Regions from separate parts of the Homo sapiens genome. Here region 1 is linked to region 2. The links are chromatin loops, found by intact Hi-C in ENCODE. Cell type or tissue: mammary epithelial cell. All regions are shown on one strand. Each heading gives the region's core, and the rest is flanking DNA. Links, peaks and the distances in the headings are about the cores only.

The links. Peaks named below come from ENCODE experiments on the same cell type or tissue, not always from the same donor. Only the 100,000 strongest peaks of a DNase experiment are listed, where the experiment ranks them.
Region 1: a loop joins it to region 2, with 4 times the contacts of the local background. A loop is called at or near these places in 54 of 110 quality-filtered maps.

Annotation. Positions count from the first base shown.
Region 1 is chr1:36,123,267-36,136,263 of GRCh38, reverse strand. COL8A2 (collagen type VIII alpha 2 chain) reads left to right here and starts at 11,042. Exons shown (of 4, transcript NM_005202.4): 1 at 11,042-11,207. In mammary epithelial cell, for the core only: a CTCF peak has its summit at 1,367 (motif pointing right); a DNase peak (open chromatin) is centred at 1,203; H3K27ac peaks cover 1,770 bases.
Region 2 is chr1:36,178,622-36,193,530 of GRCh38, reverse strand. MAP7D1 (MAP7 domain containing 1) reads right to left here. Exons shown (of 17, transcript NM_001388490.1): 11 at 14,708-14,846; 12 at 14,506-14,610; 13 at 14,216-14,269; 14 at 13,974-14,016; 15 at 13,775-13,865; 16 at 13,464-13,657; 17 at 12,682-13,283. The coding sequence ends at 13,273. It also overlaps the pseudogene RN7SL131P. Among named protein-coding and RNA genes, the nearest start is that of MAP7D1, 30 kb to the right of the region's middle. RefSeq lists enhancers at 4,976-5,674, 14,249-14,543, 14,072-14,717, 14,718-14,909. In mammary epithelial cell, for the core only: a CTCF peak has its summit at 5,184 (motif pointing right); a DNase peak (open chromatin) is centred at 5,230; H3K27ac peaks cover 842 bases.

The DNA.
Region 1 (12,997 bases), core at 1-2,500, 53 kb after region 2:
TTGTTGGGGTGCTATTTGTTGAGTGCTTACCACTTGAAAGACACTACTGAACACTTTGCATGCATTGGCCAGCTCACAAGAATTCCATTTTTAGAGTGGAGGCCATAAGTTGCCCAGGTCATATGGTGAGTAAGTGGAAAAGTTAGGGTTCAAAGCTGGGCCAAAGGGCAAAACCCATGCTCTTAATGAAGATTCTTTTACTGCCTGGTTAACACTATGGGGGAAAAAGGGAACAGGCCACAGCTCCCTCTCCCAGGCTTAGAGAGCTTGGGATAGATCTTAAAAGGAGGAAGCAGAGATTGTGTCAGGCTGTATTTGGTAGCACTGCTTGGGGATAGCCTAAGGCCCTGAGGTCTAGACACTCAGGTTGTTGGAGGGAAATGGGGTCCCAGGCCTTCCCTAAAGTATGTGTGCAGGCCTGAGATGGGGGGAGCCAGTTTTAGATGCATTGTGCTTGAGATGTGTTTTGGTTGTGCAAGGGTAGGACCAGGGTTTTGAGACACCACTGAGAAGGGCAGTTTGCAAGGACTTACCGGCTCTAGCTGGATTAGGCCACCAAAGAGGGATGGTCAGTTTCGTGTCCCCAAATATAGGAACATCCTCTGAGCCTCTTTATGTCCCCCTCCATATTATAATTTGGGGTCCCAGGGCAGTGATTCAATTTTGGTTAACTGTGTCCTTAGCACTTAGTGTGGGTCTCAGTCCAGTCACACCAGAGTCTGAATGAATGAATAAGGGAATGAATGTTGGGGCCCAGATGTGGAAAGCTTTATGTAGTGTCTGAACCCTGCCAAAAAAAGCTACACCGCCCTTTCCCTTCTCCAGGGGGACCCTCGGCCCTTCCTCTCCTCCGGGTACCACAGCCTACTTTTGAGCAGCGGTTTGTATGTCGTGACGTTTTGGATATTTCCTTTCCCAATGTTAAACTTGGGCAACATTACAGGATTAGGGAACTGTGGAAACAAAGCTCCCTTAGTGACTTTTCCCAGTTACAGCCCCACGATTGGGGCTGAGGGAAAGAAAGAGCTGGGGACTGCAGAAGTATTTGGAACATGCAATCCCCAGGAAACTAACTTCCTGGTCCCCACCCATGTCATTGATTGGTTGTAGATTACACATTCCTCTCTTACTATGACTGTGAGGCTGAGACAGCCCCCTAAGCTAGGCCATTCCCTCCCAACAAGATGGGGCAGGTGAGCCTGGCTATATGGGAGAGGCTGACTAACAAGAATTTTTGGGTAGTCTGACTCATGGCAGAGTTCTGGAGATGGAGGGTTGATGCTGGTGGCCTTTGGGCCTGGGGCTGGCTGGGTGGAGCTCTAAGGAAAGGTCTCGGTCTTCAGCCTTTGGCCACCAGGGGTCTCCAAATCACCACTGTACTGTCCCAGAGAGTGACCACCGGACCCCTGGTTTTCAGAATTTGCTAGAAGATGCACCTGATGGAGCAAATCTTAGAGGCTGACCGGAGGCTGAGAGTGCTCCCCCTCCTCCAGCCACCCCTACAGGACCTGAAAGCAAAGCTTACATATAGCTGCCAGGCTAAGCGCCTGCCTGCTGGAGCCAGAACATTAGAAGAGAGCGTTGGCCAAGGATGTCTGGCCGCATACATACTTCAAACTCCCATGCTGGCCTCCTGAGTTGTGTACAAGCTACCTCTGAGCCCTCCCCTAATCAACCCCCCTTACTTCCTGAGTGGAGGCCAGAGCACCAGCCCCATTCCCCTGATGTAACACTGTCCCTTTCTGCCCCAGACCTCCAACACCAGTGAAATTTCCATATTCAGGTTTCACCTTCTCCTAGGGGGTTGGCCTCCCCTACATTTGTACTGGGCATCCAAGGCCAAGAAGCGGGTGGCAACAGAAGCCTCAGGAGCAGAAATTGCATTCAGTAAAATTAAAATAGTCTCCTAACAAGTAGTTCATTGTGGCTAGTAGGTGGTGGGGGTGCAGGAAAAATGCCCTCCCAGAGCTTAAGTGCTACCATGTGCTGTGTTTTGGAAGCCAAAGGGCCGGTGGGAGGGTAGGAGAGAGGAGGGGAGGCTGGTGGCAGGCAAGGAGCTGCTGTTACTGATCCCCAGCCTTTGATGTAGGGCCAGGCCTGACCCCAGGACAGCCGCCGGCCACTGCCAGGGGAGCGGTGGGACTCACTGCATTCCTGGGGGCAATTTACACTCTGGCAGGGGGAGAGAGGAAAATTTCTACTGTGGGAAGGGGGAGTGGGGGGAGGGAGGCCGCTGCAGCAGAGGTTGGGGGAGAGGGTGTTGTAAAGAACAATGGAGGTAGCCAGGACACAGAGTAGCACTCTCCTGCTTTGCCCTGGCTCCCTCACCCACCTTGGGTCCAGGCCTCCTCCAGGAAGCCATCTCTGATGGAACCCAGAGCTGGTGAGGAGCTCACATGGGCTGGCTCAGGTACAGCCCAGGGGATGCAGAGAAGCAGTTGCTCTTTCCTCTTGGCTCTGGGAGCCTGGACTGTCAACCATGAGGGCATCTATGACTGAGCTAGGCTAGAGGAGGGGTGGGAGGGTGGTGCGCATGGGCAGGAGGACATTTGCCAGTGAATGTGGATGAATGTTAGTCATAGCAATAGCTAATCTTTATTGCAGAGTGGCCATGTGCCAGCGCTAGTCATGTGATATGCCAGTACTTCACATGTATTTCTCATTTAGCCTTCACCACAGCCCTACTACTATCTGCAGATGAGGAGACTAAGGAGCACAGCTAGTAACACCGTGGATTCAGCACTTGAACCCAGATAGTCAGGACTTGAACACAAAGCTCTTATCCAGTACATTACACATTATGTATGTATGTTTTTGTGTTTCAGTGTCTGCCTGTTTCCTGATGTTCCTTAGGGACTGTGTCTGTGTGTGAATTCTTTTTTTTTTTTTTTTTTTGAGACAGAGTCTCGCTCTGTCACCCATGCTGCTGAAGTGCTGTGGTGCCGCAATCTCGGCTCACTGCAACCTCCGCCTCCCAGGTTCAAGCGATTCTCCTGCCTCAGCTTCCTAAGTAGGTGGAACTACAGGCGTATGCCACCACGCCAAGCTAATTTTTGTGTTTTGTTTTGTTTTTTGAGATGGAGTCTTGCTCTGTTGCCCAGGCTGGAGTGCAGTGGCACGATCTCGGCTCACTGCACACTCCGCCTCCCGGGTTCAAGCGATTCTTCTGTGTCAGCCTCCTGAGTAGTTGGGACTACAGGCATGCATCACCATGCCTGGCTAATTTTTGTATTTTTAGTAGAGATGGGGGTTTCACCATATTGGCCAGGCCAGGCCAGGTCTCGAACTTCTGAACTCATGATCTGTTTGCCTAAGCCTCCCAAAGTGCTGGGATTACAGGCATGAGCCACTGTGCCCCGCCTCAATTTTTGTATTTTTTTTAGTAGAGATGGGGTTTCACCATGTTGACCAGGCTGGTCTTGAACTCCTGACCTCAAGTGATCCACCCGCCTTGGCCTCCCAAAGTGCTGGGATTACAGGCATGAGCCACCGCGCCCAGCCAAATTATTTATTTATTTATTTATTTTTGAGATGGAGTCCTGCTCTGTTACCCACGCTGGAATGCAGTGGCGTGATCTCAGCTCATTGCAACCTCTGCCTTCCAGATTCAAGCAATTCTTTGCCTCAGCACCCCCAAGTAGCTGTACAGGTGCCTGCCACCATGCCCGGCTAATTTTTGTATTTTTAGTAGAGATGGGGTTTCACCATCTTGGCCAGGCTGGTCTTGAACTCCTGACCTCGTGATCCACCCTCCTCGGCTTCCCAAAGTGCTGGGATTACAGGCATGAGCCACTGCACCTGGCCTGAATTCTTTCATTTAACAAAAATGTAGCTCTGTGTTAGGGGCCGGGGACGTGGAGCTGACCTAGACTTCAGCCCTACCTGCTGGGAGCTTCTGCCCATGGGGAAGCAGCTGAATGCAATGTGGGGTCGGGGGGAGAGATTGAAAATGAGGAAATAGGACAAGTCCTGGCTCTTCTAGTTATTAGCTATGTGACACTGGACAAATGATTTGACCTTTGAGCCTCAGTTTTTTTCATCTGGAAAATGGGAATCATAATGCCTCCCTTGCTGGCTGTTTTAAGGATGAAACAAGATAATATATATAAATTTCATGGCATATGATGAGTATTCCCTAACTGGCAGTTATGATTAGCTTGATTGTTATTGGGGAACATCTTGCAAAACCACTGCATGGATGGATAGATGAATGTCTGAATGTGTAAGGAGGGTAAGTTTATGAAATCAGGGCATGTCTATGTTGTTCCTCACTGTAGCCCCAAGCATCTGGCACAGCTTGTCAGCACAAAGTAGGTGCTCAATAAATGTTTATTGGCTGGGTGCAGTGGCTCACGCCTGGAATCCCAGCACTTTGGGAGGGCAAGGCGGGTGGATCACCTGAGGTCAGGGGTTTGAGACCAACCTGCCCAACATGGCAAAACCCTGTCTCTATTAAAAATACAAAAATTTGCTGGGCGTGGTGGCACACACCTGTATTCCCAGCTACTCAGGAGGCTGAGGCAGAAGAATCGCTTGAACCCGGGAGGCAGAGGTTGCAGTGAGCTGAGATCACGCCATTGCACTCCGGCCTGGGTGACAAGAGTGAAACTTCATCTCAAAAATAAATAAATAAATAAATAAATGTTTTTAATTTTTATTTTATTATTTTTTTAGAGACAGGGTCTCGCTCTGTTGCCCAGCCTGGAGGGCAGTGGTGTGATCCCAGCCCACTGCAGCCTCAACCCTCCGGGCTCAAGTGGTCCTCCTGCCCCATAGCTGGGACTAATTTTTTGTAGAGACAGAGTCTCACTTTGTTGCCCAGGCTGGTCTCAAACTCCTGGACTGAAGTGATCCTTCTACCTTCCCTTCCCAAAGTGCTGGGATTACAGATGTGAGCCACTGAACCCAGCCTTGACTGGGTATTGACTGTGAGTACAGGGTGGGGAGAACTCACAGAGAGAGAGGTGTGAGTGCAGGGGAACCCTCCAACAGGATATACTTTATGGGGCTCAGTGCAAAATGAACATGGAGCCCTTAGTTCAGAAATTATTATGAATTCCAAGACAACCCAGGGGAGTGTTAAGTCAGGCCCTCGGGAGTGGGGAGACTTGTGTGACTCCTATGAAGCCAACCCTGACCTCCGATTGCCTGTGGAGCCTCACTGCCCCCCGGCCTCCCCCAGCCAAGTTGTTAGGGAGAGAGAGTATAAGGCCTGGGGCTCCCTGGGCTGTCTAAGGGAAGGCGAAGAGGGGAAGGATGGCCTAGTGTGGGCAGGCCTGGAGAAAGCTGAGGGAAGGACCCAAAGACCAGCAGACCTCTTCCCAGGAAGCCCCCCAGAGCCAGGCCCATGTCTGAGAGCAGCCCTCTGTCTTCTGTCCCCCCACACCAACCAGGCTGCTGGGTGGTCTAGACACATGTGGTCACATTTAGATGTTGATTGAAGCAAAATTATTATAAGATTAGAATATTTAAGGTAACTTTAATTTCCACTGCATTGCTGGGATTTTTGAGGATGAGGCCAAGAGATCCCCTGGGGTGGAGGTAGGGAGAATGGTGGGGGATGCAGGAGGGGTCTCCATCACCCCTGCCTGAGAGGAGAGGCTGCTGGCAACTCAAAAGAAGGAGGGAGAGCTAGACAGAGGGGAAGACTTCCCAGGAATCTTAGAAGCAGGAGTTCAGCCCTCCAGCAGATGTGGGGAGTGAAGGGCCGGCCTTGGTGGAACAGGAATTCACCAGCACCACACCTCCTCCCCAGACTATCTGAACATCCTGGACCACACATCTGTGCACATATCCCTCCCTTCAGGTTGCCAGACAGACAGAAAGGGGGGCCAAAGGAGGGTCCCATCCAGGACCTCCCAGGCTCCAACCTGGGGTGGTTGGGACCCAGAGGGTTTCTTATTGGCAGATCAGTAGAAATTTAGAAGGAATAGGAAAATAAGGTAATAGTAATAAGGATTACTAACATTATTATTATTATTTTTGGAGACGAAGTCTCGCTCTGTCACCCAGGCTGGAGTGCAGTGGCACTAACTCAGGTCACTGCAACCTCCGCCTCCCAGGTTCAAGCGATTTTCCTGCCTCAGCCTCCCAAGTAGCTGGGATTACAGGCACCCACAACCACGCGCAGCTAATTTCTGTATTTTTAGTAGAGACGGGGTTTTACCATGTTGGCCAGGCTGATCTCAAACTCCTTACCTTAAGCGATCTACCCACCTTAGCCTCCCAAAGTGCTGGGATTACAGGTGTGAGCCACTGCACCTGGCCAGATTACTAACATTATTATTTACATTATTATTATAACATTACATTATTAACATTATTATTATAACATTATTACTAACATTATTATTATCATTATTAGAGACAAGGTCTCACTTTATTACCCTGTCTGGAGTTCAGTGACATGATCATAGGTCACTGTAGCCTCGAACTCCTGGGCTCAAGCAATCCTCCCACCTCAGCCTCCTAAGTAGCTGGGATTCCAGGAGTGTGCCACCACATCCAGCTTATTTATTTATTTATTTATTTGAGACAGAGTTTCGCTCTTGTTGCCCATGCTGGAGTGCAATGGTGCGATCTCGGCTCACCGCAACCTCCGCCTCCCAGGTTCAAGTGATTCTCCTGCCTCAGCCTCCCGAGTAGCTGGGATTACAGGCATGTACCACCACGCCCAGCTAATTTTGTATTTTAGTAGAGATGGAGTTTTTCCATGTTGGTCAGGCTGGTCTCGAACTCCTGACCTCGTGATCCGCCCGCCTTGGCCTCCCAAAGTGCTGGGATTACAGGCTTGAGCCACCGTACCCGGCCTCATTATCTCTTCTTCTTTGTCTTTTTTTTTTTTTTTTTTTAGATGGAGTCTTGCTCTGTCGCCAGGCTGGAGTGCAGTGGCACGATCTCGGCTCACTGCAGCCTCTGCCTCCCAGGTTCAAGCAATTCTCCTGCCTCAGCCTCCCGAGTAGCTGGGACTACAGGCACATGCCACCACACCCGGCTAATTTTTGTATTTTTAGTAGAGACGGGGTTTCACCATATCGGCCAGGATGGTCTTGATCTCTTGACCTTGTGATCTGCCTGCCTCGGCCTCCCAAAGTGCTATGATTACAGGCGGAGCTCAATATCTCTTCTAAGAGAGCTGACAGCACAATAGGAAAATGGAAGAGGGTGAGCCAGCTTGCCTGGAGCCACATCCCAGCTCTCACTTCCCAGCTGTGTGGCCATGAGTGAGCGAGTGATTTAAGCCCTCTGTGCCTCAGTTTTCCCATCTACAAAGTGGGGACAATAAGGAGACCAACCTCAAAGAGCTGTTATAAGGATTAAATGAGTTAATCCACATAAAGTGCTCAGAATAGTGCCTGGCATGAGGCAAGAGCCCTGTGAGTGTTTCCTGTTCATCATTAGGGGCTGTTATCCACCTTTCATAAAGGAGGAATTTGAGGTTTTAGAGAAATGAGGTCACTTGCCCACAGCTACAGAGAGGCAGCACTGGGATCCAAACCAGGTCTGCTGGACTCCTCAGCCCACTGTCTGAACCACTAGGCTGGTGCCAGAGATGACTCTGCCAGGGGCCGGGCTAGAAAGTTACATGTTGCGTCTGGTTCAGTTTAACTACCCACCCCATTTGATACCCCTGCCCAGGCCTAGAACGGTCCTTGAAGCCTCACTGGCCAGCTTCTGATTGTCGTGGCTGAGGGAACTAAATCCCAGAGAGGGGCAGCAACTTGCCCAAGGCCACACAGCAGATGATCATAGGCAGAGCTGACCCATTGATATCCAGACACCACCAGAGACAGGCCAAGGTGGAAGCCCCTGGCAGGGGCGGGTAAGGAGTCTGGCTGGGAGTTTGGCCTTGTCAAGAGATAAGGCTTGGTGTGAGAGTCCACGACCTCTGCGCAAATAGCTGGTGGATAAGGAGACAGCGGCCACAAGATCATGGCACAGCTGTCAGCCTCTACTGGGGGATGGGGAGCTGAGGCCCCCTTGGGGTTGGGGAGGCGCCTGATGGCCAATGAACACCAGGGCCACAGGATCTGGCCACGGGACAGGGCCCAGACTTGGCGTCCAGGGCTGGTTGAAAGGAGAAGGAGCTGCAGCCCTCCCTCCCTGCAAAGCACTGGGCAGGGGCAGGTGGGGCAGGGGTTGGGGGGAAAGGGAGGGGATTGGGGACAGGTGTGTACCTCATAGAATCAGGCCTGAGGGCCCCAGGAAAAGTGTAAGGAGTGAGTCAGGAGACCCAGGGGTGGGATCTGAGTGGGGGACCAGCTGAATTTGTGTCTGAATGTGGGTGTGAAGCCCATGGGAGTCCCTTTCCCACAAAGCATGCCCCTCCCTTGCCCGTTTGTGTCACCAGGCCCCACTTCATGCAGCGCTCCCTCCCTTCTCTCTAAACAGCTCACACTCAGAGTGAAGTGCTCTGCATGGATTGACTGTCATCCTCACAACATGCCTATGAGAGCTTCCCAGATGGAGAAACTGAGGCACCAGAGGTTAAGTGTTTGCCCAATGGCATGTGGCTGGTAGGTGGTGGCACTTGGATTTGAACCCAGGCAGTCTAACTCCAGGGTCTTTGCTGTCAACCTTTAGTCCCTGCTGCCTAGCTCCCACCCCCTCCCAGCCCGTCCCCATGCACACTCAGCCCCCATCAGATCCCCATGCAGGGTCTGGTTTCCACACCAGCTTCAGGGTCAGAACTCTGCAATCTCCCCTCAGTCGGTGTCCTCCTAGGCACCCTGCCAGCCAGGCCCCCTCCCTTCTCTGGGCAGTGCCCCAGCCTGGCTCCCCTGTAGTTCAGGCCAGGAGGCCAGACCCAAAGACCCCTGGCAATTGCCCCCAATTCTGACGGGTGGGATGGAGTGGGCCAGGCTCTGACGGTAGGTGAGGGTGAGAGGCCCCGTTGTGGAGTGGCGGGGCTGGTGTGTACCTTGGCAGGGGGACAGAAAAGTGGGAGGCCCTCAGAGGGCAGGCAGCAGAAGGGGGAAGGTTGAGGGGGGTGGGCCCTGACCCGAGACAGCCTGGGGCCCTCCCTGCTCCTTTCCTGGACCTGGTGAGGGCTCTGCTCTTTCCCACTGAAAATACACACACACACAGCCACACTCACCCCCACACACAGCCACCCACACCCCCCCACAGACACACAAACACACACACACACTCCCACCCACACTCACACAGCCACACACACCCACACCCACAAACACAGAGCCACACACACACTCCCATCCCCACACACAGCCACACACACACCCATACCCACAAACACACAGCGGCACCCACACACCCACACACACAGACACCCATACCCCCAAACACAGCCCCCCACACACACTCCCACTCACACCCCCCCACACAGCCACACACACAAAGCTACAATACACCCACACAGCCACACACACCCACACAAAGCCACATAGCCACATCCACACACCCAAATGCAGCCACACCCCCCACACCCCCCCACGCACATACCTCCCCACACGCACACAAATACACACCCCCACCCCTCCACACACCTACACACATGCTGACCCCCCACCCATGCGCGCACACACACACTTGCACACCCAAGCACACATACCTCCACATATGCCCACACCCACCTACACGCATGCACACACACACCCAGGCACGCACACACACACACATGCACACACACACACACACACCCACCTACACGTACACACACAGGCACGCGCACACACACATGCACGCACACACACGCCCACACCCACCTACATGCACACACAGACACCCACACTCACCTACATGCACACACGCACACAGACACACACACACACACACCCCAAAATCCTTTCCTGACCTCATCTCCCCTTCCCTCTGCACTTGCTGCCTCCTCCTTTCTCCCCTGCTGCCTGGCTACTGCCCCTACCCCCACCCCAACCTCCAACCCTTAATTGCTGTCCCTAAGAATGTCCTTCTGTGACAGCCCATCCCGTGGGCCTCCCTGGCCTTCTAGAAGCACTCTGCCTTTGCCTTCTGGGACACTGCTCTCCCGGTCCCTGCCATCTTCTCAGTCTCCTTTGCCGACCCCTCTCCCTGGGCAGCCCCGTGAATGCTGATGAGTGTCCTGCCCGCGCCCTGCCCGCCTCCCTGGGCCCGCTCCTTATTCTATGGCATCAGTCGCCATCTGCAAACCGTGGATTCCTCCTCGCTATCCCAGAACTCTCACCTCCCTTCCGGATCCATGGAAGTCCCACAGGCTCATCCAATTCATTACATCCGTCCTCCTTCTTCTCCTAGACCCTGCCGCCCCCAGGCCTAGCCCAAAGCCTGCGCACTGTCCTTGACACTGCTTCTTCCTAGGCCCCTCGCCCAAACTCTGCCTAGTTCGCCTCCTCACTCCCCTCACACTGGGCCCTCCCTTTCCTTCCCCCTCACTGTGCACCTCATGGGACCATGCCAGGGTATTCCCGCAGCCTCCTCGGTGGCCTGCCTCTATCTTCCTCCACACAGCTTCGGGAGGCTCTTTCCAAAGCACACATCTGACCACGTGACTGCCCTGCTCCAGAGCCTTCCGTGACTCCCCATTTCCGAGGGACGAGGTCTGGCCTGCTCCCGCCTGCCTCTGTGACCCCGGCTCAATGCCCTAAAGCCTGAATGTGCGGGTCACGACTGGCCCCTGTGAGTCCTCCGGGCTCAGCCTACCGAGGTCACGTCTGCAGGCAGCCTTCTGGGGACTCCTCACTGGGGGCCACCAGCCCGAGCTGCCCCTTCCCTGCAGGACCACGCCTGGCCGTCCTTCTCAGCAGCCGCGTCCGTCCCCACAGGCAGGTGGCCCCTCGAGGGCAGGGGCTGCGCGGACTCCCCGGCGGCCGAGCCGCGGGTCAGGTGGACGGGGAGGGATGGGGGCGGGCCGCCCGGGAGCGCGTGTGTGGAGGGGGCTCGGCGTGGGTGTCGGGGAGGGAGGCAGCCGTCCGAGTCCGCGCTGGGCGCGCTGGGCCGGGCGGGGCGCGGGCCTTGGCCGTGGCTGTGGAAAGAGGAGGGCGGAGGCCCCGCCCCGACGCGCCCCTCCTGCCGCCCGCCCACTCCGGCAGCCGCGAGGGGCGGCCGGCAGAGCGACGCGGAACCCCGCCGGCGCGGACCCCGGACCCCAACGCCGCCCGCCCAGCCGCGGACGCCCCTGCCCGGAGCCCTCGCCGCCCGGGCCGCCCTCGAGGGCCGGGAGCGGCGCCCGGCGGCCGCGCCCGCAGGTAAAGGCCAGGAGGCGGGCACCGGGGCTCGGGCTGGGGGGCTCCGAGGGCAAGACCTGGGCTGGGCTTCCCCCAACACCATGCGGGATAGCAGGGCCGGCGCCTCGGACTCCGGGGTGGGGACGCGGTGGGGGACTCGGGCCAGGGGGTCGCCTTAGAATGGGGGAGCCCATCCCGTTCCCTGTGCCCCGTTCCCTCCCCGGCAGGATCCCAGTAAAGCCCCCTCCTCCCTTCCTCTCCCAGAAGCGAGGGCTCCAGCATAAGACAGTGCCGGGTGCAACCCCCGACGATGTGGCTCTGGGCGCGTCACCACCTCCCGATCTCCCGTCCCACCTGTAAAGTGGGGATAAAAAAGCCGCCTTCACAGGGTAGTGGAGGAGAGAGGAGGGAGTGAGGGGCCTTAGCATCCCCCCGCTCTCACTCCTGCCCCCATCTCTCTGCCATTGCTGATTTGCTGGAGACCTTCCAGTTATAAGGTTTTTCTGCCTTAGCCCCCAGGTTCCTCCTATTCTAGGTGCCCTGTCAGTCCCCTCGCCCCAAACTGAAGACAAGTTCCCAGGAATGTTCCTGTCAGGGGCTCAGCATCCCCCCAGCTCCAGACTGAGACTTGCAGGGGGTGAGGGGCCGCTGCCTGGCCAAGAGGGACTGGGGTCCCAGGGCCCCAGAACAACCTCCCAGTGTCTCTGCCCTGGGTCTGGAGCCACCCTAGCCCCGGAAATCCTCCAGGTAGAGAAATGCTATTCAGCCAGAGGGCCCAGGAACGCTATTGCCACGGGGAAAACTTTGCTGGTTGTATGTGTGCACGCACGTGTGTGTGCCTGTGTGAGACCATGCTGGGTTCCTGACACAGACGTGCGGCTGACCTCCTTAGGGGTGCCGGAGCAACCAGAAATCATCCCTCCTGTCTGCTATCAGTACCTCTTGCTCAGGCTGGCAGCAGGGGCTCATCCACTCCTCTTAGCAGAGTCCCCTTGGCAAGGACAGCCTCCCAGCAGCTGTACTGGGCATTTGAAAAATCTGGGGGCCGTGGAGCTGGATGGCTGGAGGGTCAGGCAGCCTGGGGTTCCTCTCTGGGGACTGAGCTAAGATCGACTGATCCTTACTGCCCCAAGCAGAGGGGGCCGCAGGGCAGGAGTTGGTGATCTCTGGAGAGACACCATGGTTGGTGGTCTCCATCAGGGCACAGGTGCTGTCACTGGCTTCCCAGTGGACTGGTGAACACCTACAAACCCTTGGACACACAATGACCCTAGATGATAATGAGGAGAAACCACAGACATGCTCACCCAGCCACACACAGCCTTGCACCCTTCTGAGAGCCATGCACAGTCACACACCGACCCAAACATTCATTAGATTCATGCGGACACCCTCCTCTAATGAAACATACACCACCACAAGACACAGGCGGACACATGCACACACACCCAAACTCCTACAGACACATGGCAGGCCCCACGTGGCCCAGCCAGACATACTCAGACAGGACGGCACACACACACATACGCTCACACCCAGACACACTCACCAGGGTCTCTTTCTCTGGTTTCACTTCGTCTACCACAGTGAAAATGAGAATTTCCGCTCTTTGGCTCAGAGGAAGGGGAAAGAAAATATGGAAGTGAATGTGTCTGTTAGCAAGAGGGAGGAGAAAGATACTAAGCAGGGCTGTCAGCCTGAGCCCCTGTACTCCACTACCTTCTCTGCTCCTGCCTGAGCCGGAACAAAGGACGCACAGCCCCAGCTTCCTTGCCCTGCTGGCCCCCCAGCCCGCTCCAGAACTCTCAGTG
Region 2 (14,909 bases), core at 4,240-6,739:
GAAGTAACTTAAGTTTTGTTTCTTTACCTTTAAAATCACTGTGTCATCATTGCTTATTCTGCAATAACTGCTTAATCTCAGGAATATGTTGCATCATGGAGTTGGAGACCCCAACAGAGCTCAAAGCCAGCTTGAATGATTCCAAACTATGAAAAAATTACTTTCAAAATGAATATGTGTAGCTGAGTCTGTGTGTGTCAAGAGGCCAGTTATACAAGTGGGATTTCTCCCAACTGACTTTGGCACACATGTTTATTAAAAGCTAAATACGGGCTGGGCGCAGTGGCTAATACGTGTAATCCCAGCACTTTGGGAGGCCAAGGTGGGTGGGTCGCCTGAGGTCAGGAGTTCGAGACCAGCCTGACTAACACAGTGAAACCCCATCTCTACTAAAAATACAAAAAATTAGCTGGGCATGGTGGCATGCGCCTATAGTCCCAGCTATTCGGGAGGCTGAGGCAGGAGAATCGCTTAAACCCAGGAGGCGGAGGTTGCAGCGAGTGGAGATAGCACCACTACACTCCAGCCTGGGAGACAGAGCGAGACTCTATCTCAGAAAAAAAAAAAAAAAAAAAAAAAGCTAAATACAATTGGCCCTGTGTATTGTGTATTCGGGAGCTTTGCATCGGTGGATGCCACCAACTGTGGATAAAAAATATTTGGGGCCAGCCGGGCGCGGTGGCTCAAGCCTGTAATCCCAGCACTTTGGGAGGCCGAGGCGGGCGGATCATGGGGTCAGGAGATCAAGACCATCCTGGCTAACACGGTGAAACCCCATCTCTACTAAAAATATAAAAAATTAGCCGGGCGTGGTGGCGGGCGCCTATAGTCCCAGCTACTTGGGAGGCTGAGGCAGGAGAATGGCTTGAACCCGGGAGGAAGAGCTTGCAGTGAGCCGAGATTGTGCCACTGCACTCCATCCTGGGCGACAGAGCGAGACTCCGTCTCAGCAAACAAACAAACCAACAAACAAAAACATATTTAGGGCCAGGCATGGTGGCTCATGCCTGTAATCCCAGCCAAGGGATTTAATTGGGAGGCCGAGGTGGGTGGATCCTGAGGTAAGGAGTTCAAGACCAGCCTGGCCAAGATGGCGAAACCCCATCTCTACTAAAAATACAAAAATTAGCCGGGCATGGTGGCAGGCACCTGTAATCACAGCTACTCGGGAGGCTGAGGCACAGAATCGCTTGAAGCTGGGAGGTGGAGGTTGCAGTGAGCCTAGATCGTGCCACTGCACTCCAGCCTGGGTGACACAGCAAGACTCTATCTCAAAATAAATAAATAAACAAATAAATAAACAAATAAATTAGCCAGGCTAATGGTGACATGTGTCCATAGTCCCAGCTACTCCAGAGGCTGAGTCAGAAGAATTGCTTGAACCAGGAGGCGGAGGTTGCACTGAGCCGAGATAGTGCCACTGCACTCCAGACTGGGCAACAGAGGGAGACTCCTCCTCCTTTTTTTTTTTGAGACGGAGTCTCACTCTGTCGCCAGGCTGGAGTGCAGTGGCACTATCTCGGCTCACTGCAACCTGTGCCTCCCGGGTTCAAGCAATTCTCTTGCCTCAGCCTCCCGAGTAGCTGGGATTACAGGTGCGTGCCACCACGGCCAGCTAATTTTTTGTATTTTTAGTAGAGACAGAGTTTCACCATGTTGGCCAGGGTGGACTCCTCAAAAAAAAAAAAAAATTGGGGAGGGCTGGGTGTGATGGCTAACACCTGTAATCCCAGCACTTTGGGAGGCCACGGCAGGCAGATCACTTGAGGTCAAGAGTTCAAGAACAGCCTGGCCAACATGGTGAAACCCCATCTCCACTAAAAATACAAAAATTAGCCGGGCATGGTGGCACACACCAGTAGTCCCAGCTACTCAGGAGGCTGGGGCAGGAGAAACACTTGAATCCTGGAGACAGAGGTTGCAGTGAGCCGAGATCATGCCACTGCACTCCAGTCTGGGCAACAGAGTGAGGCTCCACCTCAAAAAAAAAAATGGGGGAAAAAAACTGAATAAAATATAACGATACAACAATTAAAATAATACAAATTTTAAAAATAATACACTATTTACATGGCATTTACATTGTATTAGGTATTATAAGTAATCTAGAGATTACAAAGTATACAGGAGGATATACATAGATTATATGCAAATATGAAGCAATTCTTTTTTTTTTTTTTTTTTTTTTGAGACAGAGTCTCACTCTGTCACCCAGGCCGAAGAGCAGTGGTGCGATCTCGGCTCACTGAAATCTCCACCTCCCAGATTCAAGAGATTCTCCTGCCTTAGCCTCCTGCATAGCTGGGATTACAGGCGCACGCCACCACGCCCAGCTAATTTTTGTATTTTTAGTAGAGACGGGGTTTCACCATGCTGGTCAGGCTGGTCTCGAACTCCTGACCTCAGGTGATCCACCCGCCTCGGCCTCCCAAAGTGCTGGGATTACAGGCGTGAGCCACCGCACCTGGCATATTAATAAATTTTCTATCAGAGACTTGAGCATCCAAGGATTTTGATATCCCTAGGGTCCTGGGACCAATCCCCTGAGAATACAGTGGGACAACAGTAATAAATCTGTGCTAATTTTTTTTTTTTTTGAGACAGAGTCTCGCTGTATGCCCCAGGCTGGAGTTCAGTGGCGCTATCTCAGCTCACTGCAACCTCTGCCTCCCAGGTCCAATAGATTCTCCTGCCTCAGCCTCCCAAGTAGCTGGGATTACAGGCCTGCACCACCATGCCTGGCTAACTTTTTGTTTTTTTAGTAGAGACAGGGTTTGGCCATGTTGGCCAGGCTGGTCTTGAACTCCTGGCCTCCAGAAATCAGCCTGCCTGGGCCTCCCAAAGTGCTGGGATTACAGGCGTCAGCCACTGCGCCTGGCCAATCTGTGCTAATTTGAAGCTTACATATATAGTATTAAAGCTCAGCTGTTTCCGGGTGCGGTGGTTCATGCCAGTAATCCCAGCATTTTGGGAGGTTGAGGTGGGCAGATCACCTGAGGTCAGGAGTTCGAGCCAGCCTGACCAACATGGCAAAACCCCGTCTCTACTAAAAATACAAAAATTAGCCAGGTATGATGGTGGGCACCTATAATCCTAACTATTCGGGAGACTGAGGTAGGAGAATCACTTGAACCAGGGAGGCGGAGGTTGCAGTGAGCTGAGATCACGCCATTGCACTCCAGCCTGGGCGACATCGTGAAAGTCCGTCTCAAAAAAAAAAAAAGCTAGGCTGGGTGCAGTGTCTCACGCTTGTAATCCTAGCACTTTGGGAGGCCAAGGTAGGCAGATCACTTGAGTCCAGGAGTTCGAGACCAGCCTGGGCAACAGGGTGAAACCCCATCTCTACAAAAATATACAAATATTAGCCGGGCATGGTGGCATATGCCTGTAGGCCCAGCTACTTCGGGGGCTGAGATGGCAGATCATTTGAGCCTGGGAAGTTCAGGCTGCAGTGACCCATGATTGTGCCACTGCACACCGAGCCTGGGCAACAGAGCGAGACATTGTCTCAAAAAAACAAAACAAAAAACCAAACAATTCAGCAATAAATAGAGCCACTATTTAGAACTCAGACGGTGAAATATTTTTTTCAAGAAGTATTTTTTTAACATTGTTTAGAATGTCAATGCAAGGTAATAATAAAAAGCAAACTGACTTTTAGTCATTTTTATCTTGGTTCTTAAATTCTCTACACATGATGCACTTTTATTTCACACATCTGGGGCAGACCCTGCCCATCATCCTACCCTTGGTAGGCCACCGCAAGCCATACTGGAATCCAATTCGACCTGGCAACTGTGGACCAGAGGGGAGTGACAGGGGCTGCCCCTTGGGAGTCGTTCAAGTTTTTAACCCTTAATTCAGAGGATATTCTCAGGTATTACCTCCTACAGGAGGCCTCCCTTTGACAGTCTCTCCCTGCTTGAACCCAGGTCAAATATTTTTCCTTGTCAGGTATGGTGGTATACACTTGAAGTCCCAGCTACTAGGAAGGCTGAGGCAGGTGGGTCCCTTGAGCCCAGGAGTTTGAGTCTAGCCTGGGCAACTTAATAAGACCCTCATCTCTAAAGATTTTTTTAAAAAATTATCCTTTATATTCCCAAAGCACTGTGTGCTTAATTATGTCACTGACCTCGCACTGTATTCTATTTTTTTTTTTTTTTGAGACAGAGTTTCGCTCTTGTTGCCCAGGCTGGAGTGCAACGGCGTGATCTCAGCTCACCGCAACCTCCGCCTCCCAGGATCAAGCAATTCTCCTGCCTCAGCCTCCCAAATAGCTGGGATTACAGGCATGCACCACCACACCCGGCTAATTTTTTTGTATTTTTAGTAGAGATGGGGTTTCTCCATGTTGAGGCTAGTCTCAAACTCCTGACCTCAGGTGATCCACCCACCTTGGCCTCCCAAAGTGCTGGGATTACAGGCGTGAGCCACCGCGCTGGCTTTGTATTCTATTTTTATGTATTCTTCCACTTCTAGGCTGAATGCACTGAAGGCAAAGACCATGTCCTTACCAGCCAAGGGCGGTGGCTCACACCTGTAATCCTAGCACTTTGGGAGGCGGAGGCAGGAGGATCATTTAAGGCCAGGATTTCAAGACCAACGTGGACAAAAAACGAGATCTGTTTCCACAAAAAATTTAAAAATTAGCCAGGCATGGTGGTGTGCACCTGTGGTCCCAGCTACTTAGGAAGCTGAGGTGGGAGAACCACTCAAGCCCGAGGGGTCCAGGCTGCAATGAGCCATGATCACGCCATTGCACTCCATGCCCTGTTGGTCAATTAGAGCTCAATGTTCTGGCCACATTGGGACATGTCTAATACGGCTGTCCCAAAGTGGAGTGGTTTGGGGAAGGGACTGGCAGTACACAGGAGGTGATGTTGAGCTACCTCAGGATATCATGGCCCCTCATGGTGGGAAGGGGACCTTGCAACTAAGACTCTTATTCTGTGTGTTTGTTCAAGGAATACCTTACCCATATCACTAGCCCTAATTTGCAGATGAGGAAATTGAAGCTCACAGAGGTCAGGAGGGTTGCCTAGTTATAGAGTGAGTCACTGGCCAAGTCTAGAGTAGAGCACACATCTCCTGCAGCCAGGACATCAGCCATAGGCCTGTGGTCTGGTCCATGGTGGACCTGGCAGTTCCAACCTCAACTGCCTTGCCAATGTGCTCATGTAACCACCAGGTGGAGCGAGATCGCCATTCATTGGGAAGCAGGGCACAGGCTTCGGGTTGGACTGAATGTTCCTTTGAGAGGGCCCACGGGCACACACAGTGGAGCTGGGGAGTCCTGTTAAAGAAAGATTGTGTGTGTGTTGAGGGGCGGGGGTGTTGTAACAGAGCTGGAGTTCAGGAGCGTTGGCGACTGGGATGAAGAGGGGAGGAGGGAAGGGCATTTTGCTGCCTTCCTCTGGCCCTGCCTAGTCTGGCCCTACTGGGGAAAGGGCAGAGATGGGGAAAGGGAGGGATCTCCAGAGGGGATGGCTTCTGCCTCCACCTCCGCTCTCTTCAGGCTCAGTCAGGGCCTGGAACAGACCGGACATTCCTCAATCTCCAGCTGGAAACCAGGAAATCAGACCTGGAGGCTACCTCCCTGCAGCCTGGGCCAGTTCTTCCAAAGCCCTCACTGCCCCCTAGGGCCCTGCTGTCTCAGAGGAGCCACACTCCAGGCTCCTAAAGGCTGAGTCTCTCCTAGAACTTCTGTGTTCTTCCCTCCTTCCCTCCTGGCTCCTCTTTCCTGAGCTGTGGGATCAGACCCTTCCTGTGAGCACCACATTTGCATAAGAAATTGCTGTCCTGGCTCACACCTGTAATCCCAACACTTTGGGAGGCTGAGGCAGGAGGATCACTTGAGTCCAGGAGTTCAAGACCAGTGTGAGTAATATAGCGAGACCCTGTCTCTACAGGAAAAAATTAAAAATAATTAACCAGGCATGGTGGTGTGTGCCTGTATTCCCAGCTACTCAGGAGGCTGAGACAGGAGGATCCCTTGAGCCCAGAAGGTTGAGGCTGCAGTGAGCCATGATGGTGCCACTGCACTCCAACTTGGGTGACAGAGTGAGACCCTGTCTCAAAGAGAAAAAAAAAAGAAGAGGCCTGGTGCGGTGGCTCATGCCTGTAATTAATCCTAGCACTTTGGGAGGCTGAGGCGGGAGGATTACTTGAGGCCAGGAGTTCAAGACCAGTCTGGGCAAGATGGCGAAACCCTGTCTCTACCAAAAATACAAAAATTAGCCAGGCATCGTGGCATGTGCCTGTAGTCCCAGCTACTTGGGAGGCTGGGGTGGGGGGATGGTTTGAGCCGGGGAGATGGTGGTTGCAGTAAGCCAAGATCTCATCACTGCACTCCAGCCTGGGAAACAGAGCAAGACTCCATCCTCCCCACCCCCCAAAAAAAGAAGAAAGAAAAAAAAAAGGAAATCGCTATCCACAGAGTGCCAAGTCAAGTCAAACTCATGGCCTGTCCCCATCTCTCACCAGGATTGGTGCTCCTGTCTGGACTTCTCACTACCACTCTTCCCCTTTCCTCAGTCCCTTCTCCAGGTGGTAGTCCTGATCATCTTTTCTCAAATTGTTAATCTGACTATGTTGCCCATCTGCTGAAACCTTTCAGGCACTTTCCCAGCACTCTTGTAATAAACTCTTACTTAGCATGGCGCATGGGTCCTTCGTGGTCTGGTCCTTCCCACCTCTCTGACACCATGCTCCCTCTCAATCTCTAGGTTCCGGCTACACTGCCCATGCTCATCATGGGGACTTCACGTGTGCTGTTTCCTCTGCCTGGAATCTCACACCTCTTTAAAAAAATTTTTTTTGAGACAGAGTCTCGCTCTGTCACGCAGGCTGGAGTGCAATGGCATGATCTTGGCTCACTGCAACCTCTGCTTTCGGGTTCCAGTGATTTTCATGCTTCAGCCTCCCGAGTAGCTGGGATTACAGATGTGAGCCACCACACCCAGCTAATTTTTGTATTGTTAGTAGAGACGGGTTTTTCTTTTTTCTTTTTTTTTTTTTTTTGAGACGGAGTCTCATTCTGTCACCCAGGCTGGAGTGCAATGGCGTGATCTCGGCTCACTGCAAGCTCCGCATCCCAGGTTCACGCCATTCTCCTGCCTCAGCCTCCCGAGTAGCTGGGACTACAGGTGCCCGCTACCACGCCCGGCTAATTTTTTTGTATTTTTAGTAGAGACAGGGTTTCACCGTGTTAGCCAGGATGGTCTCAATCTCCTGATCTCGTGATCCGCCCGCCTGGGCCTCCCAAAGTGCTGGGATTAGAGGCATGAGCCACCGCGCCCAGCCTAATTTTGTATTTTTAGTAGAGACGGGGTTTCACTGTGTTAGCTAGGGTGGTCTCGATCTCCTGACCTCGTGTTCTGCCTGCCTCGGCCTCCCAAAGTGCTGGGATTACAGGCTTGAGCCACTGTGTCCAGCTTATTCACTGTCTTTTAAAATTTTAGTTTGGTTTGGGTTTTTTTGTTGTTTGAGACAGGGTCTCACTCTGTTGCCCAGGCTGGAGTGCAGTGGCACAATCACGGCTCACTGCAGCCTCAACCTCCTGGGCTCAAGTAATCCTCCCACTCAGCCTCTTGAGTATGTGGGACTACAGGTGTGCACCACCACATCTGACTATTTTTTTGGTATTTTTTATAGAGACAGGGTTTCGCCATGTTGCTCAGGCTGGTCTCAGGCTCCTGGACTCAAGAGATCCCTGCTCTTCGGCCTCCCAAAGTGCCGGGATTGTAGGAGTGAGCCACTGTTTGTCATAATTGTAATTGTAATTGTACATTTGTTTGTAATATTATTTAATTAATTACTAATAAAGTTCCATGAGGTAAGAACCATGTCAATTTTTGCTCATCTAAAAATCTCCAGCACCTCTGAGCCTGGTACATAATAGATGCTCAATAGATATTTGTTGTTTGTTGTTTTTGTTTTTTGTTTTTTGTTTTTTTTGAGACAAGGTCTCACTCGGTCACCCAGGAAGGAGTGCAGTGGCGTGATCTCAGCTCACTGCAACCTCAGCCTCCTGGGCTCAAGCGATCCTCCCATCTCAGCCTCCCGAGTAGCAGGGACTACAGGCATGCACCACCACACTGGACCAATTTTTGCATATATGTATACATATATATATATGTATATTCTTTTTTGAGACAGAGTCTCGGTCTGTTGCCCAGGCTGGAGTGCAGTGGCATGGTCTCGGCTCACTGCACTCCACCTCCGGGTTCACACCATTCTCTTTCCTCAGCCTCCGGAGTAACTGGGACTACAGGCACCCACCACCACACCCGGCTAATTTTTGTATTTTTAGTAGAGACGGGGTTTCACCGTGTTAGCCAGGATGGTCTCGATCTCCTGACCTTGTGATCCACCCACCTCGGCCTCCCAGCGTGCTGGGATTACAGGCGTGAGCCACCGTGCCCGGCTTATTATTTATTTATTTTTTTTTGAGAGGGAGCCTTGCTCTGTCTCCCAGGCTGGACTGCAGTGGCACAATCTCGGCTCACTGCAAGCTCCGCCTCCCGGGTTCATGCCATTCTCCTGCCTCAGCCTCCCAAGTACCTGGCACTACAGGCGCCCGCCACCACGCCTGGCTAATTTTTTGTATTTTTAGTAGAGACGGGGTTTCACCATGTTACCCAGGATGGTCTCTATCTCCTGACTTCGTGATCTGCCCACCTCGGCCTCCCAAAGTGCTGGGATTACAGGCGTGAGCCACCATGCCCAGCCCTGCATGTATATATTTTTTATTGAGGCAGGCTTCCACCTGGTTGCCCAGGCTGGTCTCAAACTCCTGAGCTCAGGCAGTCCACTCATCTCAGCCTCCCAAAGTGCTAGAATTACAGGTGTGAGCTACTGTGACCAGCAAGATGCTCAATACATGTTCTTTGAATGAATAAGTACATTTATGTTACACACTCCTCTCCATCTCTATCTCCCGAGCATGAGCCTCTATCATCTCTTATCTGCACCTCAGCAATCACTTCTTGGTTTGTCTTCCAGTTTATAATCAAGTTTCTGTCGATCAGTTTTCCACCAAAAAGCCAGAGTGGTCTAATAAAATAGCCTATTTGGCAGGCGCGGTGGCTCACGCCTGTAATCCCAGCACTTTGGGAGACCAAGGCAGGTGGATCCCCTGAGGTCAGGAGTTTGAGACCAGCCTGACCAATATGGTGAAACCCCATCTCTACTAAAAATACAAAAATTAGGCCAGGCACAGTGGCTTACGCCTGTAATCCCAGCACTTTTGGAGGCCGAGGCGGGCGGATCACGAGGTCAGGAGATCGAGACCATCCTATCCCGGCTAATACGGTGAAACCCTGTCTCTACTAAAAATACAAAAAAATTAGCCAGTCATGGTGGCTGGCGCCTGTAGTCCCAGCTACTTGGGAGGCTGAGGCAGGAGAATGCCGTGAACCCGAGAGGTGGAGCTTGCAGTGAGCCGAGATCGCGCCACTGCACTCCAGCCTGGGTGACAGAGCGAGACTCCATCTCAAAAAAAAAAAAAAAAAAAAAAAAAATACAAAAATTAGCCGGAGGTGGTGGTGTGTGACTGTAAGTCCCAGCTACTCGGGAGGCTGAGGCAGGAGAATTGCTGGAACCCCGGAGGCAGAGGTTATAGTGAGCAGAGATCACATCACTGCACTCCAGCCTGGGCCACAGAGCAAAACTCCGTCTCAAAAAACCAAAACAAAACAAAACAAAAAACTGCCTATCTGATCATGCCACCCTTCCACCCCCTGTTGAATAGCCTTCAGTGGCTTCCCATGGCCCTTGGAATAAAATCCAAGCTCTTGACCACAGCCTTACAAGGCCTTGCATGGTCTAGCTCACCTCATGCCAAGCTCCACCTCCTCAACTGACATTTCTTAATTCAACAAATATTGAGTGCCTGTTCCACCAGGCTCTGGGGTGAGCAAAAACAGACTCCTTCAGCTCTGCTTAGTCCTCTAGATACTTGAACATACCTCCTTCCCATCCACAGCCTGTGCATGTGGTTTCCCTTGTTCTGGAATCCAGTCCTTTCCCTCTCCTTCTTTCTCTACCTTCCTGACTTTGCCCAGTCAACACCTACTCACCCATCAGATCTGATTACACACCATTCATTCAGGGATATCTTATCCGACCTGAAGCTAGTTTAGGTCCCCCTGTATACGCTCTTAACTGCTCCCTATGTTTGACTTCACAGCACTCACCACATTTTCTTTTTTAACATTTGTTCCTGTGGTGATATGGTGATTTGGTTTATACCCATCTTCCTTGCCAGGAAGCGCCAGGAGCTTCTACGTCTGGTTTTTGCTTACCATCGTTTCCCTCCGGTGCTCAGCTGGTGCTCCACAGGCAATTTACTGATTGACTAAATGAATGAGTAAACAATTCCCCCATAAGAGTATTCAGAGTTCTGCCCTTCAGGGAAATGTTGGCACCTCTGCCTCACTGTACATAGGAGCTGGTGGGTGATGGCTGAGGAGGGGAGGCCGGGAGGGGCATACATATAGGAGCTCTCACCAAGCAGAGAGCTGAATGAGTGTGCTAGTCCCTTCCTGCCCCTTACTGTCCCTAGAGCGCTGTGACTTAGCCCTGCCCACCTCTCCAACCCCATCTAGCACCTCTCCCCTTTGATGCTCCAGCAAGAGGAGCTCCTGCTCCTTTGTCCCTGGAATTCCCAGCCTCCTGCATACTGACCCCTCCATCTGCAACTTGCCTCCTCCTTCCTTTCACAAGGCTGGCTCCTCCCTATCCTTCTTCAGGTCCAGTTTAAATGCTGCTTTTTTTTTTTTTTTTTTTGAGATGGAGTCTCGCACTGTTACCTGGGCTGGAGTGCAGTAACAAGATCTCGGCTCACTGCAACCTCCGCCTCCCAGGTTCAAGCGATTCTCCTGCCTCAGCCTATCGAGTAGCTGGGACTACAAGCGCGCACCACCACACCCGGCTAATTTTTTGTATTTTTAGTAGAGATGAGGTTTCACCATGTTGGCCAGGTTGGTCTTGAACTCTTGACCTCGTGATCCGCCTGCTTCAGCCTCCCAAAGTGCTGGGATTACAGGCATGAGCCAGCATGCCCGGCCTAAATGCTGCTGCTTTTTTTTTTTTTTTTTGAGACAGAGTCTCCCTCTGTCACCCAGGCTGGAGTGCAGTGGCGCGATCTCGGCTCACTGCAACCTCCGCCTCTCAGGTTCATGCCATTCTCCTGCCTCAGCCTCCCGAGTAGCTGGGACTACAGGTGCCCGCCACCACGCCCGGAGAATTTTTTGTATTTTTAGTAGAGACGGGGTTTCACTGTGTTAGCCAGGATGGTCTCGATCTCCTGACCTCGTGATCTGCCCACCTTGGCCTCCCAAAGTGCTGGGATTACAGGCGTGAGCCACCACGCCTGTCCTGTTTTTGTTTTTTGAGATAGGGTCTCACTCTGTTGCCCAGGCTGGAGTGCAGTGACACAATCAGGGCTCACTGCAGCCTTGACTTCCCAGGCTCAGATGATTCTCCCACTTCAGCCTCCTGAGTAGGTGGGATTACAGGCATGTGCCACCACGCCTGGCTAATTTTTGAATTTTTGTTAGAGATGGGGTTTCACCATGTTGCCTAGGCTGGTCTTAGAACTCTTGGGCTGAAGCAATCTACTGGCCTTGGCCTCCCAAAGTGTTGGCATTACAGGCATGAGTGCAGTGTTTTTTATACCTAATCTCAGATGTGACACACCATCACTTCTGCCGTATTCTATTGGCCACTCAACCCAACCCTGATACAACATAGGAAGGAACTACACAAGGGTGTGAATACTAGGAGGTAGGGGACATCATCGAGAGGTCATTACAGAGGCTGACGACCACATTGTCAAAAATGAGGATGCCGGTGGCTCACGCCTGTAATCCCAGCACTTTGGGAGGGCGAGGCAGGCGGATCACAAGGTCAGGAGATAAGAGAACATCCTGGCTAACACGGTGAAACCCCATCTCTACTAAAAATACAAAAATTAGGCAGGCGTGGTGGCTGGCGCCTGTAGTTCCAGCTACTCGGGAGGCTGAGGTAGGGGAATCGCTTGAACCTGGGAGGTGGACGTTGCAGTGAGCTGAGATTGCACCACTGCCCTCCAGCCTGGGCGATGGAGCCAGACTCCGTCTCAAAAAAAAAAAAATGAGGATACCCTTCCTGAAGCCCCCAGGAGGCTTCCCTTCATGTCTACTGGCTGAAACTGTGTCACATGTCCATGCCTACACCAGTCAATCATGAGGGGTTTGGGACCATTGTTTTTGATCCCAGTCACAATCACGATTCACCCCTGCGGCTAAGATCCACCTCCACTGAAGCACAGGGTGCCATCTAAAAGAAAGATGGCTACCTGAATAGAGATTATTTGGAATGAGGAAGGGGCAATGGGAATAGATGTTGAGTGGGCAGCCCACAGTGTCCACGACACTCACCCACTAGACTATAAACTGCACAAGGACAGAGATTACATCCTTTCTGACTATTGCATCCCCAGTGCATAGCCTACTGCCTGACACAGAGTAGATGCAACAGTATTTGTTGAATAAATAAATGAATGAATTCATGACTAAACTGGAAGACCATAGGGCAGGAGTTCAGGACTAATACCACCAGCCCGAGGCTTCTTCAGTTCTTAGAACTCAGGAGGCCATCTGCTCCCACCTCCGCCACCAGCTCCAAGAACAGGCAGGATTGGCAGAATTATTCTTTATTTCTGGAGACATTTAATCAGATGCAGTAACACTGATTCCAGGCGAGGGCAGGGGGCATGGGTACCCCTGAAGCAACCAGTATCCTGTGGCCCAAGGTGTCCCCCATCCCCAGACCTGGGATCCCCCTCAGTTACAGTTAAATAGAGAGAGGAAGATCTCCCCAGGGGGCTTTGGGGGGAGGGTCTGCCTCCTGCACCCACCCTCTCCACGCAGAGGAGTCTGAGCACAAGCTATTTACAGTATTCACATCCACTGTACCCCACCAAATCAAGGCAAATACTACAGGTGGCCCCTCCCCAAGGGAAGAGGCCAGAGAGGCTGTGAGTGTATATGTGTGTATGGGGGAGAAGGGATGTCTGCGCGTGCGAGCACACGAATGCACTGAGGGGCAGATCTGGCTCCGGCCAAAGAGACATCAGTCTATAAGGTGCAGATTAAAAACAACAGAGAGGACCCACCCCCAGGGGCCCAGGCCACTTCCATCTTTGTTCTGTCTTTTTCTCCTCCAGACATCCTGGTAGGTGATGCAGAGGAGCCCTCACAACTGTGCCCGGATCCAAGGCAAACCCTCTTAAAGGACTTCTGGGGAAAAACAGGAAGGGAAACAGTCAGGGCAAACAGCACTCAAGCCCAGATAGCTGGGGGTCTTCAGGGTGGAGCAGGAGAGGGTGCCTGGCAGAGCCAGAAGAGAAGGCAGGGCTGAGGAGTACAGGGAAGGCTGCTGGGAGGAATGGAGCTGGGTCCAGGAATCAGGAGATCTACCTGTGACCTGCGGGGACTGCACCACAGCTTTCTTGAGGAAGGCTTCTGCCTCTGCAAAGGGCAGGAGTGTCTCTGGTGTTCGGCTCAGACTCTTGTCCCCAGAGGGTCCGTTGGTGGAGAAGCCATTCTCCTGGTGTGCTGGGAGAGGCTGCAGGCCATTCACCAGGGACGCTGGCAACTCCTTGCTTGGGAGACTGTGGATGCAGAGGCCAAGGCTCAGCACCTCACCTCCCAGGAAAGCCCAGGCCACCCCGCAGCTCCAGCTGCAGTCTGCCTCCCTGCTCAGGGACCCTGGGATTGGAAGCTGGTACCTCCACTGAGGCTCCTGTGGGATGGGCTCCTCTTTCTGCACAGCCTCCTTCTGCAGCCCTGGGGACCGAGCCTCCACAGCTTTCACAGGCTCTGTCACAGGGAAAGAGGGGCCATCAGCCAGGGGCTGGCAAGAGAGGTGAGGATGGAGGAGGAGGAGGATGGCAAAGGGAAGGGAGGCGAGAGGAATGGGGGCTTTACCTGGGCTGGAACCGTTGGCGTTGGCCTCCTTGCTGTCCTGCTTCTGCTTTGAAGAGGAAGAGCAGTCAGGCTCAAGGGACAGCCGGCCCCAGCCACTTCGGACTGAGTTCGGCCCTCCCCTTGCCCGGGCCGCAGCGGCCTCCCTGACAGCCTCGCTCTCCGTGGCCATGGATGCCTTTCCGCAGCCTCCTTTTCACACCCTGCCCCCCACGCCCAGCACTGCCCTTCGGGGGAATTCTGACCTTGGTTTCAGAAACTTCTGACTTCCGAGTCCTCTTCATGATCTCCTCCAGACGCTGTTTGGAGGCCGCAGATCAGTTAGGCTCGAGCCCCGCCCCTAATCCTAAACCTCCCACCAGCCAGACCCGGCCTCGGAGTCTTAGGGCCTCCCAGCTCATAGCAGCCCTCTCCAGGACAGGAACTGGAATTTGCCCCAGCGCTTTCCCGTCCTGTCCGCTCTAAGCCCAGGCCCCGCCCACCTGGCCCGCCCTGCCCAGGCCCCGCCCACAAATCCCCGCCCAGGTCCGCACACCTTTCTGCGCTCTTGCCGCTCTTGCTCCTGCTGCTGGAAGTGCTTTTCCCGCTCCAGACGCTGCCGCTCCGCCTCTTCCCGCGACCGAGCTTCGGCCTCCTCTTTCTGCCAAAGACCCCCATGAGCGTGGGGCACTTGACTCCAGCCTTCCCTCCCGGCCCGCGGCGCCCGCGCCCAGCCGCTTCCCGCCCGCCGGGGGCACCTGCTTCTGCAGCCGCTCCTGCTCCTCCTGCTCGGCCTGCGCCTTCTCTCGTGCCTCCTGCTCCTCCCGCCTCCGGGCCTCCGCCTCCCGCTCCGCCCGGGCCTCGGCCTCCCGTGCCAGCTGCTCCTCTCGCATTCGCCTGGGGGACGGAGCAAACGGCTCAGGCTCGGCCTCTGCTTCTTCTCCAGCGCCCACGAGGGCC